Regions from separate parts of the Homo sapiens genome. Here region 1 is linked to region 2. A link is an interaction called in ENCODE POLR2A ChIA-PET data of the cell type or tissue named here. Cell type or tissue: GM12878. All regions are shown on one strand.

Evidence for each region. ChIA-PET counts read pairs that join two places held together with the same protein. Peaks named below come from ENCODE experiments on the same cell type or tissue, not always from the same donor. Only the 100,000 strongest peaks of a DNase experiment are listed, where the experiment ranks them.
Region 1: POLR2A ChIA-PET joins it to region 2 with 6 read pairs; 3 of 35 experiments call an interaction of 5 or more read pairs at or near these places.

Annotation. Positions count from the first base shown.
Region 1 is chr1:235,459,294-235,467,293 of GRCh38, forward strand. B3GALNT2 (beta-1,3-N-acetylgalactosaminyltransferase 2) reads right to left here. Exons shown (of 12, transcript NM_152490.5): 7 at 6,343-6,421. Among named protein-coding and RNA genes, the nearest start is that of B3GALNT2, 41 kb to the right of the region's middle. In GM12878, no CTCF peak of the experiment used is centred here; no DNase peak of the experiment used is centred here; H3K27ac peaks cover 418 bases.
Region 2 is chr1:235,259,874-235,267,873 of GRCh38, forward strand. ARID4B (AT-rich interaction domain 4B) reads right to left here. Exons shown (of 24, transcript NM_016374.6): 3 at 769-879. Among named protein-coding and RNA genes, the nearest start is that of ARID4B, 64 kb to the right of the region's middle. In GM12878, no CTCF peak of the experiment used is centred here; no DNase peak of the experiment used is centred here; H3K27ac peaks cover 273 bases.

The sequences.
Region 1 (8,000 bases), 200 kb after region 2:
ACAGATATCAATTATAAAACACTCAAAACTATGTTATTTAAAGACATGGTCAGGCGTGGTGGCTTATGCCTGTAATCCCAGCACTCCGTGAAGCCGAGGGAGGAGAATCGCTTAAGCCCAGGAGTTTGAGATCACTCTAGGTTATATAGGGAGACCCCATCTCTAAATAAAATTTAAAAATTAGCCAGGCATAGTGGTGCATGCCTCTGGTCCCAGCTTCTTGGGAGGCCAAGGCAGGAGGATCCCTGGAGCCCAGGAGTTCAAGGCTGCAGTGAGCTATGATTACACCACTGAACTCCATCCAGCCTAGGCAACACAGCGAGACCCTGTCTCAAATAAATAAATAAATAAAGAGACGTAAATATGTTCAAAGTAGAAAAATAAGAATGGGAAGGGTACACATGAATTTTAGGGAAGTGGCACCCCCTTTGAGGAGAGGGAAGAGGAATACATCTAGGGAGAACCACAAGGAAAAGGTTTCAACTGTACCTACAATGTTTTCTTTTTTTTCTTTTTTTGAGACAGAGTCTCACTCTGTTGCCCAGGCTGGAGTGCAATGGCATGATCTTGGCTCACTGCAACCTCCACCTCCCAGATTCAAGTGATTCTCCTGCCTCAGCCTCCCGAGTAGCTGGGATTACAGGTGTTAGCTACCACGCCCGGCTAATTTTTGTATTTTTAGTAGAGACGGAGTTTCACCATGTTGGCCAGCTGGTCTCGAACTCCTGACCTCAAATGATCCACCTGCCTCAGCCTCCCAAAGTGCTGGGATTACAGGCGTGAGCCACTGCACCAGGCATATAATGTTTTCTTTCTTTCCTCTTTCTTTTTTGTTTTTGAGACACAGTCTCACTCTGTTGCACAGACTGGAGTACAATGGCACGATCTCAGCTCACTGTAATCTCCACCTCCCGGGTTCAAGCATTCTCCTGTCTCAGCCTCCCTCATGAGTAGCTGGGATTACAGGCGCCTGCCACTGTGCCCAGCTAATTGTTTGTATTTTTACAAACAATTGTAAAAATTGTTTGTAACAAGAGGCAGGGTTTTGCCATGTTGGCCAGGCTGGTCTCGAACTCCTAACCTCAGGTGATCCACCTGCCTCAGCCTCCCAAAGTGCTAAGATTACAGGCATGAGCGACTGTGCCTGGCCATGTTTTATTTAAAAAAAAAAAAAAAAAATTAGAAATGAATAAGAAAAAATGTAAATAAAAAATTGTTAATTCTGAGCACTGGGTACCTGGCTGTTTCTGTACTATTTCTGGTGTATTTATGATTATTTCCTTTGTTTTTTTTTTTTTGAGACAGGGTCTTGTTCTATCACCCGGGCTAGAATGCAGTGGTGTAATTATAGCTTACTGCAGCCTCAACTTCCTGGGCTCAAGTGATCCTCCCACCTCAGCTTCCCAAGTAGCTGGTACTCCCGGCACCTGTCACCATACCCAGGAAATTTTCAAGTTTTTTGTAGAGATGGGGTCTCGCTATGTTGTCCAGGCTGGTCTCTAAATCCTGGGCTCAAGAGATCCTCTTGCCTCCCAAGTTTCTGGGAGCCTCCCAAAGTTCTGGGACTACAGGCGAGAGCCACTATGCCTGGCCATGATATTTCATAATAAAAATGATTACTAATGTGCTTAAAAGACAATTTATTTGCCACTTCACAAGTTAATGAGTCACTTGTCACGTGTGCAGGGACTGTCCCCAGATCCTACTGATTTAAGGCAATTCTTTCGCTGTGGCAGGAGACGTCAGGATTTCCTAAAAATGTCTCAATCAAATTAAAGAAAAATTTTGAAAAATACAAAGAAAATGAGCTGCTGAGGGTGGCAAAGGAAATGAAATACAATTTAGCACTGCACTCTTTGTCACTGCAAATGGAAAGGATGAGGTGGGAAGCTGAAGGCCTATATCTGACTTCTGCCTCTCATGACTTGTGAGATACTGGACAAGTTCTGTTGTCTCTAGACCACAGCAGTCTCACCTGTAGAAAATGGTGCTGGATTCAATCAGTGATTCTTGGGAATGCTTGCTGAAATGCAGATTCCTGGGCCCCAAGCCTAAAGATTCAGTAGGTCTGGGGTGGAGCCCAGGAATCTATTTTTTTTCCTTCTGCACCTGCTCCCAGGAATCTATATTTTTAATGGCCACTGCTGCGACCCTGATGCAGGTAGGCAGAACACAGACCAGCCTTTGAGAAACACAGGGGTAGATGACCTCCTGTTTTTTTTTTTTTTTTTTTTTTTTTTTGAGATGGAGTCTCACTCTGTCACCCAGGCTGGAGTGCAGTAGCGCTATCTCGGCTCACTGCAACCTCTGCCTCCCAGGTTCAAGCGATTCTCCTACCTGAGCCTCTCGAGTAGCTAGGATTACAGGCGTGCGCCACCATGCCTAGCTAATTTTTGTATTTTTAGTATAGATGGGGTTTCACCATGTTGGTCTGGCTGGTCTCGAACTCCTGACCTCGTGATCCACCTGCCTTGGCCTCCCAAAGTGCTGGGATTACAGGCATTGAGCTACTGCACCTGGCCTGACCTCCTGTTTAGACTTACAATTTTTGGACTTTACGATAATGTAAAAACAATATGTGTTCACCAGAAACCATGCTTTGAGTACATATGCAACCATTCTGTTTCTCATGTGACTACAGTCTTGTGAGATGTTCAACCTTTATTATGGAATAGGCTTTGTGTTAGATTATTTTGCCCAACTGTGGGCTAATGTAAGTGTCCTGAGCAAGTTTAAGGTAGGTGAGGCTAAGCTATAACATTCGGCAGGCTAAGTGTATGAAATGCATTTTCAACATACATTTTTAACTTAACATGGGTTCAACAGGATGTAACATTGTAAGTCAAGGAGCATCTGTATAATTTAACACTTGATGGAAAGTGAAAGTGTTATAAAATTGTAACAGGAAAATGGCTTGTAACAACAGGAGTGCAGAAATTAAATACAAGCCTTTTAGACTAGTAACACATTTTGTTTCACTGCATGTATCTGAAAAATATGAGCATAAATTAATATGTCAGGAAAATGAAAGGATGTCTGCTTTTGCCACTTCTATTCAACATACATGTTCTAGCCAGGACAATCAGATAAGAAAAAAGGCATCCAGATTGAAAAGGAAGAAGCAAAACTCTCTCTTCTTACAGATGAAATGACCTTGCATGTAGAAAATCATAAGGTCTAACTTTAAAATGATTAAGTAATAAATACATGGATCTGTTCAGCAATGTTGCAGCACACAGATCAATCACAAAAACAATCTGTATGTCTATATACTCGCAATGAACAATCTTAAAATTAAATTAGAAAAACAATTCCACTTACAACAGCATCAAAAAGATAACATAAGTATTTAATAATTTAACAAAAGAAGTGCAAGACTTTTATACTGAAAAATCAAACATCATTGAAGGAAATTTAATAAGACATGGATGTTCAAAGACTTAATACTGTTAACACGGCAATACTCCCCAGGTTGATCCACAGATAGAATGCAATCCCTGATGGGAATGTGAACTAGTACAACCACTATGGAAAACAGTGTGGAGATTCCTTGAAGAACTAAAGGTAGATCTACCATTTGATCCAGCGATCCCATTAGGAAAGTAAGTCATTATATGAAAAAGATACTTGCACATGCATGTTTATAGCAGCATAATTTGCAACTGCAAAAATATGGAACCAGCCCAAATGCCCATCAATCAATGAGTAAAGAAAATGTGGTATATATATATATACCATGGAGTACTACTCAGCCATAAAAAGAAACAAAATAATGGCATTCACAGCACCTGCGTGCAGTTGGAGGCCATTATTCTAAGTAAAGTAACTCAGGAATGGAAATCCAAACATCGTATGTTCTCACTCATAAGTGGGAGCTAAGCTATGAGGATGCAAAGGCATAAGAATGATACAATGGACTTTGGGGACTTGGTGGGGACAGGGTGGGAGGGGGTAGGAATAAGACTACACACTGGTTACAGTGTACACTGCTTGGGTGATGGGTGCACCAAAATCTCAGAAATCACCGCTAAAGAACTTATTCATGTAATCAAACACCACCTGCTCCCCCAAAACCGATTGAAATTATATATTTATTCATATATATGCATATATATATATGCAATCCCTTAAAACATTCCAGCTAGGTTTTCTTTTTTTTTTTTGCACAAATTAACAAGCTGATCATAAAATTCATATGGAAGTGCAAGAGACCCAGAATAGCCAATCAAGCTTGAAAAAGAACAAGGTTGGAGGATTCACATTTCCTAATTTCTTTTTTTTTTTTTTTTTTTTTTGAGACGGAGTCTTGCTGTCACCCAGGATGAAATGCAGTGGCAATCTCAGCTCAATGCAACCTCTGCCTCCCAGGTTCAAGCGATTCTTCTGCCTCAGCCTCTGGAGTAGCTGGGATTACAGGCGCCCGACACCATGCCTGGCTAATTTTTTTGTATTTTTAGTAGAGACAGGGTTTCACCATGTTGGTCAGGCTGGTCTCGAACTCCTGACCTCGTGATCCACCTGCCTCGGGCTCCCAAAGTGCTGGGATTACAGGAGTGAGCCACCGTGCCCAGCCTCCCAATTTCAAATCTTACTAAAAAGCTACATAATCAAGACAGTGTAGTACTGGTTAAAGACGCAGACACATAGATCAATGGAATAGAATTGAGAGTCCTCAAGTAAATCCTTACATCTACAGTCACTGATTTTCAACAAATGGGTGCTGGGACAACTGGATATCCACATGCAAAAGAATGAAGTTAAACCTCTATTTCATGCCATATATGAAAATGAACATGGATCCAAGACCTACGTATAAGTGCTAAAACTATAAAACTCTTGGAACTGTAAAACAAAGGCACAAATCTTTGTGACCTCACATTAGACAATAGTTCCTTACATATGACAGCAAAAACATGTGACAAAATTGGACTTCATCAAAATTTACAACTTTTGTGTGTTAAAGGGCACCATTTGCAAAGCATGTATCTGATAAGGGACTTGTATCCAGCATATATAAAGAACTCTTACAATTCAACAATAAAATAATTTTATAAATGGGCAAAGGATCTGAATAGATATTTCTCTAAAGATATACAAATGACTCTCTCTCCCCTCCTTTCCTCCCTTCTTCCCTCCACCCCTCCCTCCCTCACCACCTTCTCCCTCTCTCCACCCCTTCCTCCCTCACTTCCTCCCCCTCCTCCCTCCCTCACTTCCCACATCTAGTTCATATACCATAATAATTCACCCTGTTAACAGTGTGCAGCCTCAGCAATATGACAAAACCCTGTCTCTACAAAACATTTAATAATTAGCTGGGCATGGTGGCATGCACTTGTAGTCCCAGCTATTCGGGAGGCTGAAATGGGAAGTTCACTTGAGCCCGGGGAGGTCAAGGCTACAGTGAGCTGTGATCATGCCACTGCACTCCAGCCTGGGCAACAGAGTGAGGCCTCGTCTCAGAAAAAAAGAAAAACAACGAAACAAAAAAGGAAGATATACAAATGGCCAATAAGCACATGAAGAAAATGCTCAACATCATTAGTTATTATGGAAATACGAATAAAAATCACAATGAAATAACAATTTACACCCACTAGGATTGGTATATTTTAAAAGACAGACAATTTATTAAGTGTTGACAAGAATATGGAGAAACTAGAATCCTCATATACTGACTATGGAAATGTAAAGTGGGCTGCTGCTTTAGAAAACAACCTGGCAGTGCCTCAAGTGATTAAACACACAATTATATGACCCAGGTCTTCTACTCCTAGACATTTAAGAGAAATGGAAATATATGACCACACAAAAACTTGTACCTACATGTTTACTACAGAATTATTCATATTCAAAAAGTAGAAGCAATCTAAATGTCCATCCATTAATGAATGAATAAAATAGGGCATATCGATGCAATAGAATATTATATGATCATAAAAAAGAAGTACTGATACATACAAAATGGACAGACCTGGAACACATGTTACAGCAAAGAAACTGACACACAGAGTACGTACTGTGCATTTCCATTTATGTGAAATGTTCAAAACAGGCAAATCCATAGAGAAAGAAAGTGCATCAGTAGTTGTTAGGGGGTGGGGGGTTGGGGAGGTAAGAATGAGGAGTAACTGCTAATGGGTGTGGGGTTTCCTTTTGGGAGGTGGAGCCGGTTGTAGAACTCTAAGAATACACTAAAACCACTGAACCACTTTAAAAGGGTGAATTTTATCTGAATAAAGTTTTTTAAAAGACAAAAAAGAAAAAATCCTTTTCTCTCAAGTATAAAGATTAAGTATAAGACATTCAGTGTACTTTTCAAGTTTCAACTAGCAAACTTACCCTGAATAGTATATATAAAACCACCTGCAACTCCCTCCACACCTTCCAAGAATTCATGAGGCAATGCACCCTCCCCAGCCTGAAAGGAATAAGAATGTACTCAGTGATTCATTACTAAAAATACACTGATCATATTTTAAAATCGATTTGACAAAAATCATAATATGACTCCACTTGCAGCAGATAAATGCATGTAAGATGCTGGTGCACTGGAGGCTTATAATATCAGGATGACATACGGTATTCTACTATTTTTGTTATCTAATTACAATACTAAAGATAAGATATACCCAACATTCCATAAGGTGTTCAGAATTGCAACTTACATAGAATCATGTTTATGTACTTGCTACTCTAGTAGTACAAAAAGCAATTGATTTTACATCCCAACCCCACCACTTAAAAAAATATGTATTACGACCTTTGATTTTTTGGAAACTAAAAATTCTCATGAGTTCAAATACATCTTGGCATGCTTTAAAGTTAAGAGACCATGCAGAGAAAGGCTCAAAATTAACAGTCTGTTCCAAATATTCAAATTGAACTCTACTGTATATTGATTAAAAAAAAATTTTTTTTTAATTTTTAATTTTTCTTTTTTTTTTTTTTTCAAATAAGAGACAGTGTTTCACCATATTGGTCAGGCTGGTCTCGAACTCCTGACCTCAGGTGATCCGCCTGCCTCAGCCTCCCACAGTGCTGGGATTACAGGCGTGAGCCACCACACCCGGCCTAATTTCATTTTACAGACAGGGTTTCACTCTGATGCTCAGGCTGAGTGCAGTGGTGCAATGATATCTCATTCTAGCCTTGAACATACAATCTTCCCATCTCAGCCTTACAAGCAGCTAGCACTACAGGTGTGCACCACCATGCCCAGCTAATATTTATAAATTTTTTGTAGAGAAGAGGTCTCACTGTGCTGCCCAGGCTGGTCTTGAACTCCTGGGCTCAAGTGATCCTCCCGCCTCGGTCTCCCAAAGTGCTGGGATTACAGGTGTGGGCCACTGTGCCCAGCCTGTTGATGTTGTTGAAGGTGCTTAAGCCTATTGTGCCAGCAGCCAATGACAGTCCTTTCTACTTCTTAGAATGGAGAATCTTTTATTATTAAAGAGTTATCTCTCTTCAAAAGTTACCCAATGGCCTTACTCAGAGTGAACTGTTTTACTTCTGTATACAGTAAACCACTATGGTACATCTACCAGAGTATTGTCTGGCTGTTGTGGGCTAGATCAGACAGTTAAGAGTCCATACTCAGTGTATTTACAGTATTTTTTCTACACCTTCATTTAATCAAGAGAGCTACTGCTTGGCTATTCTTAAACAGATCTTTTCAGAGTTGTACTGTACAAAGCAATGTTTTAAGGCCAGTAGAACAAGTAATCTGAGGTCACTGTAGTAACTTGTCATTTAATTTAAAATATGTTTGTAGGCCAGGCGCAGTGGCTCACACCTGTAATCCCAGCACTTTGGGAGGCGGAGGCGGGCGGATCACGAGGACAAGACATCAAGACCATCCTAGCTAATACGGTGAAACCCTGTCTCTACTAAAAATACAGAAAAATTAGCTAGGCATGGTGGTGTGTGCCTATAATCCCAGCTACTCTGGAGGCTGAGGCAGGAGTATCACTTGAACCTGGGAGAAGGAGATTGCAGTG
Region 2 (8,000 bases):
GGTATCTGCTAATCTAGATTATAAATTCCTTGAGGACAGATCAGGTCAATCTCATCCTAATATCCCCATCCTCCTTCCCACCTAAAAGTTCCCTGCAAAAGGTTTGTCACTCAATAAATTATTGACAAATGAATAAATGTCTATATTCAAGTTCACTTGTCTGGTATTTTTCAGTGCTGATAATTTATTAAAATGGAAGCAATTACACTCCTTTTTCTATATTAAGACAAAACTCAAGTACTTTAGAAAGATGTTTCAAGAAAGGCAGAGCATAAGGAGTCAACAACTAGATGTACCTTATTTCACTGTTATCTAAGGCACCATCAATTACAAGTCACATTCTAATTTTATGGCTGAAATAGAGGGGGTGATGCCTTAAAATTGATGAACTATGGTAGTTCCAATTCTGCCATGAATTTGGCATAATGGCCTTGGAGAAATCACTAACCCTCTCCGAGCCTCATTTTTCTTGTAATAAAATGAAGCAATTAAACTAGATGACTTCTAACTTCCTTTCCAGCTCTAAAACACTATACAAACAATAAGACGTCTATAGTGAAATGGCATTCAAAATACCAACTGTGATAATCTAATTTCTTTCCAATTATAATACTTTTAAAATAACAAAAAATGCTTTGTTTTGAGGTATTTTTACAACCTTCACTCCTAGAAACTTATTTTGCAGAAAAATCTTAAATACACTCACCAAATAAAAGTTTACATATCAAATGCTGAACATACAATTTATGAAATCTATAAATACTGTACCTTGACTTTGACAAGTCTTTTTGCTGTCTTGATCTTGGCTTCACAAAAGGCTCCTCTGTATTTAGCACTCACATCAGTGCCCACTGTCAAATAGGGAGGCTCATCAAGGGCCTAAAAATGCAAAGAAATATAATTAGATTTAAACTCTCTAATTCTTTCCCATAATCAGACCTCAGAATAGTGAGCCTAATCTTGTTAAGCTACAACAGTTATAAATATGAAATGTATGTTAACAAGACCAATCTATAAAATACTATAAATTAAAAAACAAGTAAAATGTTTATCATAAAGACTATTTAAATGTACATCACATAAAATATAAAGGTATCTTATTTCCATTAAATACATATGGTCCATGATATGAATTAGCTCACTCACAAGTATACCCCTCTAGTCACTCATTCATTCAAATATTTATTTATTCTATGACCACTTACAAGAAAAGGGTCCGTTGGCCAGAAGGCAGATCTTTAAAGCTCAAATTCTGGGGTGGGGGGGAAATCTTCTAATATTTAGGCTGTATCTTGGCAGTCACCCAGATTCAGAATAGCTCTGTTATATCTCTATCTAGAAAAGTCTAAGGTAGTTTAGTGTAGTGCCTGGTGTGGTGGTTCCTGCCTATAATCCCAGAACTTTGGAAGGCCAAGGCTGGAGGATCACTTGAGCCCAGGAGTTTGAGACCACCCCAAGCAACATAGGGAAAACTCAACTCTACAAAATAAAAAAATAAAAACTGGCTGGCTATGGTGCCATGCGCCTGTACTCCTAGCTACTTGGGAGACTGAAGTGGGAGGAGTGCTTGAGCCCAAGAGGTCGAGACTCGAGTGAAAAGTGATCGTGCCACTGAACTCTAGCCTGGGCCACAGAGTAAGACCCTGTCTCAAAAAAGCAAACAAAAAAGAATGTAGTATAGCATACAAGGGAGAAAAGTTAGTATATTTAAACTACTAGTGAAAACTATATGAAGAAAGTCATCTGGAAAGTCTCAAAACTTTGAAGCCAAAATATCTTAAATGCTTTAATAGGAGGGATTCGCTGGATATTTACTCTTCTACCTTAACTAATATTTATGTTTCCTCAGTTGTGATTTAGTTTTTAATAGCTGCTCTTACGTTTTACATTCAGGTACATTTCTACATTTTTATTTCTAAGGAGTTCTTCTGCTTATAGTAATTCCATAGCCAAAGGAAAATCATGGAAGTAAGCTTTTTCCAAAGTGCTTTATAAAAAGTACTAACATCCCAGGACGTTCCACCAAAAGGAAAGGAGGCAGGAGTTGGGGGAAATTCACTATATTGAATGAATTACTTCTCTGCCTCAACTTTGGAGATTCATAAATGTAAGCTAAAAGATCTGAGAAACCCTATAATAGAGAAAATGATTACATTTTAACTCAACATTTCCCAATCTATTTGTCCAAAGAACCCTTTCTTTTCTATTGACATCTATTAACATCCTACAGAAATCCCATAGAATATAAAGTGAGAAATGCTGTTACGAGTAATAAATAATGAAAGAATAATTTCATTTAGATTTTAAAATAAATTCTCCCCTAAAAGTTGTAGCTATCATACAGAGTAATCTATTTCCCAAAGAAAAAGGGAAAAAAACAATATTCTAGTGCTATAACAGGAGTGCCCACAATTATATCAGACCTCCATAATGGCCACCTGCTTCACATTCCATGTATTTCATAAAAAGTAAACTCAAAACATATCAGTTATACAATTTTTAAAATCAACTTAGGAAAATGCCTATTCATCAGTTCATTTATACCATAATGGGAATATACCCTTACAGAAAGATAATCATTTCTGCACTAATACTTTCTAATTTTTTTATATTATTAACTACAACTTGATAACTTTACATTGCTGTTGTACCTAGTGAATAAATGCATTTCTACTTTACCTACCTGCCTTAGGTCTCTTAAAATATCATTTTCCCTGGCCAAAATTATGGTTACATTCCAGGCATACTAGTGGCTTTATTTAAGCAATAATATGAAAAGGGACTCACACCACTTCGCTCCAAAATCATAAAAATGGCCACGCATTGTGGCTCACACCTGTAATCCCAGCAATTTGGGAGGCCGAAGCAGGACTGCTTGAGCTCAGGAGTTCAAGATCAGCCCAAGCAACACAGCAAGATCCTATCTCAATTAATTAAAAAAAAATTTTTATCATAAGGATGGGAATATAATGTACAGCACAAGTGATAATGAATGTGTTTGTTAATTTAACTGTGGTAATCATAAAATGTACATCAATTCATCATGTTGCACATACTGAATATATTCAAGCTTTACTCATCAATTAAATTTTTTTTAAATGTTTTATAGAGAGAGAAACAATTTAAGGAAATTTCAGTTCACTTTGTGGTTCAATTGGTACTGGGTATTACTGCTATAAAAACCCAAATGGCAGGGCAGTCTTCATGACCACAGGCTCATAACTTTCCACAATTTGCAACCTCCTCTATTAACACATTCTGCCATACTAGCCAGTAAAATTTTATTTTCAGAGACAAACAGTATAGTTAAAAATAAATTAAAACTGATGAGGCAACTAAAATTATGAAACATAGAAGAGAACAATAAATCAACTAAAAGTTGCATATTTGTACCTACTGAGGAACATATAAAAATTTAGGAATTGATACACTTTTAAATTTTTAATAGATAATTCTTAACAAAAATAGGGTATAGAATACTAACATCTTTAGACTATTAGTATTCAGAAACCCATTTGCGTATTCTTTTCATTAACATTCACAGACACTAGCAACATTTCAACTACAGCAAACTGCAGATTTGCTTATTGGGCATATTTATTAAAGCTGAATTTGAGAAAGGGGACTCCCTCCGCCCCCAAATTAAGCCCATCCCACATCTTCAACAATATAAAAATCCGTGTTGACGGGAGAAGGGTATTTATTACTTCAAATTATTGTGGGGCAAACTATTCTTTTGAAGGGCAATATTTTCTTTCCTTCATGCTAGAACACAGGAAAAGGAATTACAAGGCATATAAAGAAAATGCCTTTAGAAAGACTTGCAGAAGGAGGGCTGGGCGCGGGACTCACACCTGTAATCCCACCACTTTGGGAGGCTGAGGCGGGCGGATCACGAGGTCAGGAGATCAAAACCATCCTGGCTAACACGGTGAAACCCCGTCTCTACTAAAAAAAAAAAATACAAAAAAATAGCTGGGCGTGGTGGCGCACACCTGTAGTCCTAGCTACTCAGGAGGCTGAGGCAGGAGAATGGCGTGAACCTGGGAGGCGGGGCTTGCAGTGAGCCAAGATCGTGCCACTGCACTCCAGCCTGGGTGACAGAGCGAGACTCCATCTCAAAAAAAAAAGACTTGCAGAAGGAAACCAAAGTCTAATAAAAGCTGCTAAAACTGAAACACATCATCAGAGCAGTGTTAATTCGTTAGAAAGAGCACAGAAAAAGCAGTGATCTGTGTTCTGATCTTACTGCTGCCACCTCTATTTATTATACATTATCTCAGGTAAGTTACTTTTCTGTTCCTAAATTCTCATTCAGCACAATAATTTGAATCTTACACATAATTGTTTAGCAAGCCTATATCAAAGCACTGGCATTACAAAGGTGGTCAGAACGGCAAGTTTTGAGACATATATAATCATCTAGAATGAAACTGTCAAACTATTTTTCAATGCCAACCAAAATATGAATGAGACTTTACACAGAAACCCAAATCAAATCCATAACTGAGGTGGTCAGATTTGAGTATGTAATTTTAGCTGGGCATAAGGTATCACTCTATCATTACTTTAACATGAGGTAATAGAGCAGACTGATTAATAGCACAGGCTTTGAAAGCAGAGAGGCAAGGTCCTAATCCAAGCTCTACTCCTTACACCAACTAGATGAGTTTTTGTAGGCTACTGAACCTCTCACCTCTCTAAGCTTCAGCTGCCACATCAAAAAAACAGAGTCAATATTAGAAAGCACTCCATTGTGATGTCTGAGGTAGTCAGCTAGGAAGTTATAATTAATATTATGAAACACTTGATGTGGACAAACAAGTCATTTTATCAATAGTAATTCAGATTTGGTTCCCTTCCTTATTTCTTCTTAATATTCGAGGGGCAAAACCACATTTTGGCTGGGCAAGGTGGCTCATGCCTGTAATCCCAGCACTTTGGGAGGCCAAGGCGGGTGGATTACCTGAAGGTCAGGAGTTCGAGACAAGCCTGGTCAACATGGTGAAACCCCATCTCTACTTAAAATATAAAAAATTAGCCAGGCATGGTGGCGGGCGCCTGTAATCCCAGCTACACGGGAGGCTGAGGCAGAAGAATCGCTTGATCTCAGGAGGCGGAGGTTGCAGTGAGCCGAGATCATGCCGTTGCACTCCAGCCTGGGCAACAAGAGTGAAACTTCGTCTCAAAAAAAAAAAAAAGTTTTCGGCTGGGCACGGTGGCTCATGCCTATAATAATCCCAGCACTTTGGGAGGCTGAGGCAGGTGGATCACGAGGTCAGGCATTCGAGACCAGCCTGGCCAACATGGTGAAAACCCCCTCTCTACTAAAAATACAAAACATTAGCCAGGTGTGGTGGCGGGCGCCTGTAATCCCAGCTACTCGGGAGGCTAAAGCAGGAGAATCACTTGAACCTGGGAGGTAGAGGTTGCAGTGAGTCAAGATTGTGCCATTGCACTCCAGCCCAGGCGACACTGTGAGACTCCATTTCAAAAAAAAAAAAAAGTCAGTATAATACAGTAATTAAGAGTATAGGTTCCCAAGCCAAGCACAGTGGCTCACACCTGTAATCCCAGCACTTTAGGAAGCCTAAGTGGGCGGACTGCTTGAGCCCAGGAGTTCAAAACCAGACTGGGCAACATGGCAAAACCCTGTTTCTACTAAAAATACAAAAATTAGCCAAGCATGGTGGCACCTGCTTGTAGTCCTGGCTATGAGGGAGGCTAAGGTGGGAGGACCACTTCAGCCTGAGAGACTGAGGTTGCAGTGAGCAGAGATCGCGCCACCGCACTCTAACCTGGGCGACACTGAGACCTTGTCTCAAAAAAAAAAGAAAAGAAAAAAAAGGGTATATGTTCCTAAACTAGATGCCTAGCTTCAAATCTATCCCTTAGTAGTGAGGTGACCTTGGGCTAAGCCACTTAGCTAAGTGCCTCAGCATACAATAACAGTTCTGTCACAAGGATGAGGAGTAAGACGGTGCACACAAAATGCTTAGAAGAGGGCCCAGCACACATTGCCAAATAAAGGCTATTATTTTTACTTTACAACCTGGGAGGCAATTGTTTTTTAAAAAAAAATGTTTAAGTCTATATACAAATGGGTTAAGTCATAAAAAAAATTCCCACATAAATAGAGCAGATGCCAATGTAATTGTGTATATACGTGGGGAAGAGGGGTTCCTTTAAAATATTTTCTCCCTTATTCAATCCAGACATGAAGTAATCATGTTGAATTCCAGCGGCAAGAGAATCTTAAATCTTTGTGGGGATGCTCCATAATAAAAGTGTATCACGACCCCTTAGTGTACCAAGATTGCACCAGTATTTTGAGGTTAATTTACTTTGGTCCAATTTAGAGACATAAAAAAGATTATGTCAGCAGGTTAACTAAGATTCTTTTGACCAACACCAACCCTGATAAATATGCATGTCTATCTATACGTAGCCAGAAAAAAAAACTCTTGCCTTTTCTTTTTGCTCTGCTTCTCTAATTCTGATCAGTAGTATGGATCATCTCAGAGGCTAAAATAAGATGTTTTTATGTAGCACCTCCATGCCAAAAAGGAAATTAAACTACTAAATTACCATCCCTTTGTTGAGCAAACAGAACAGTTTTCTGGTTGTCAAGGCAACAGCTACCTCACAGTTTTCCAGCATTGCTTAAATAATTATTTTCCTAGCCAGTCTACGAAATGTCCTAAGTGGCACCTAAAAAACACTGAATTCCATGGGAACACTAAAAAGCATAAGCAATTTTAAAATTAGCTATTAGTGGATAATAATCCTTCAAGATGCCAAAATGCCAAGGAAGCACAGAAGTGCACAAATGAATCAACAGTAATCTCTAATGTGTCTCTGGGCTGCAGCACATCAAATACATAAATTAAGTTTTAGAAAGACAATAGTTAAATCAAATCTTCAAATGGCTGGCTAACACAGACACTGACTAGGAAATACTCAATTATTCGAGATGGTTTTTAAAAAGCAAAACATGCTAGATGACATTTTATTGAGGTAGTTTATTTTAAAAAGTGAGGGATTCAAATTGGTTACAGTGCCAATGTAGCCAGAAGAATCAGAAAACAAGAGTATTAAATTTGATCATAAAAACCATCAGTAGGCTGGGTGCAATGGCTCACACCTACAATCCCAGCACTTTGGGAGCCCGAGGTGTGTAGATTGTTTGAGCTCAGGAGTTCAAGACCAGCTTGGGTAACAGGGTGAAACCCCGTCTCTACCAGAAATACAAAAATTAGCCAGGCATAGTGGCATGCACGTATGGTCCCAACTACTAAGGAGGCTGAGGCGGGAGGATCGCTAGAGCTCAGGAAATGGAGGCTGCAGTGAGCCATGACTGCAACACGGCACTCCAGCCGGGTTGACAGAGCAAGGCTCTGTCAAAAAACAAAACAAAACAAAACAAAAAACCATCATTAATAAATGTACTTAAACACAAACCACGTGACAATAAATCTATGAAAACAGCCTATTTTATATATAGCAATCCCAATGAACTATTAAAATAATGGAGATAATTCCAAAAGATGAATGAACAAAATATACTTGCATTTATATACCAAACAGTGTACCATTTAAAAACCAAGCTTAAAATGCACAATTTGGTGGGAGGGAATATAAAAAAAATGAATACATCGAGGAAATGAAGAAAACCATGGCCAGGTGTGGTGGCTCACGCCTGTAATCCCAGCACTCTGGGAGGCCGAGGCGGGTGGATCACGAGGTCAGGAGATGGAGACCATCCTGGCTAACCCGGTGAAACCCCGTCTCTACTAAAAATATAAAAAATTAGCCGGGTGTGGTGGCGGGTGCCTGTAGGCTAACAAGGTGAAACCCCGTCTCTACTAAAAATACAAAAAAGTAGCCGGGCATGGTGGTGGGCACCTGTAGGCCCAGCTACTCGGGAGGCTGAGGCAGGAGAATGGCATGAACCTGGGAGGCGGAGCTTGCAGTGAGCCGAGATCGAGTCACTGCACTCC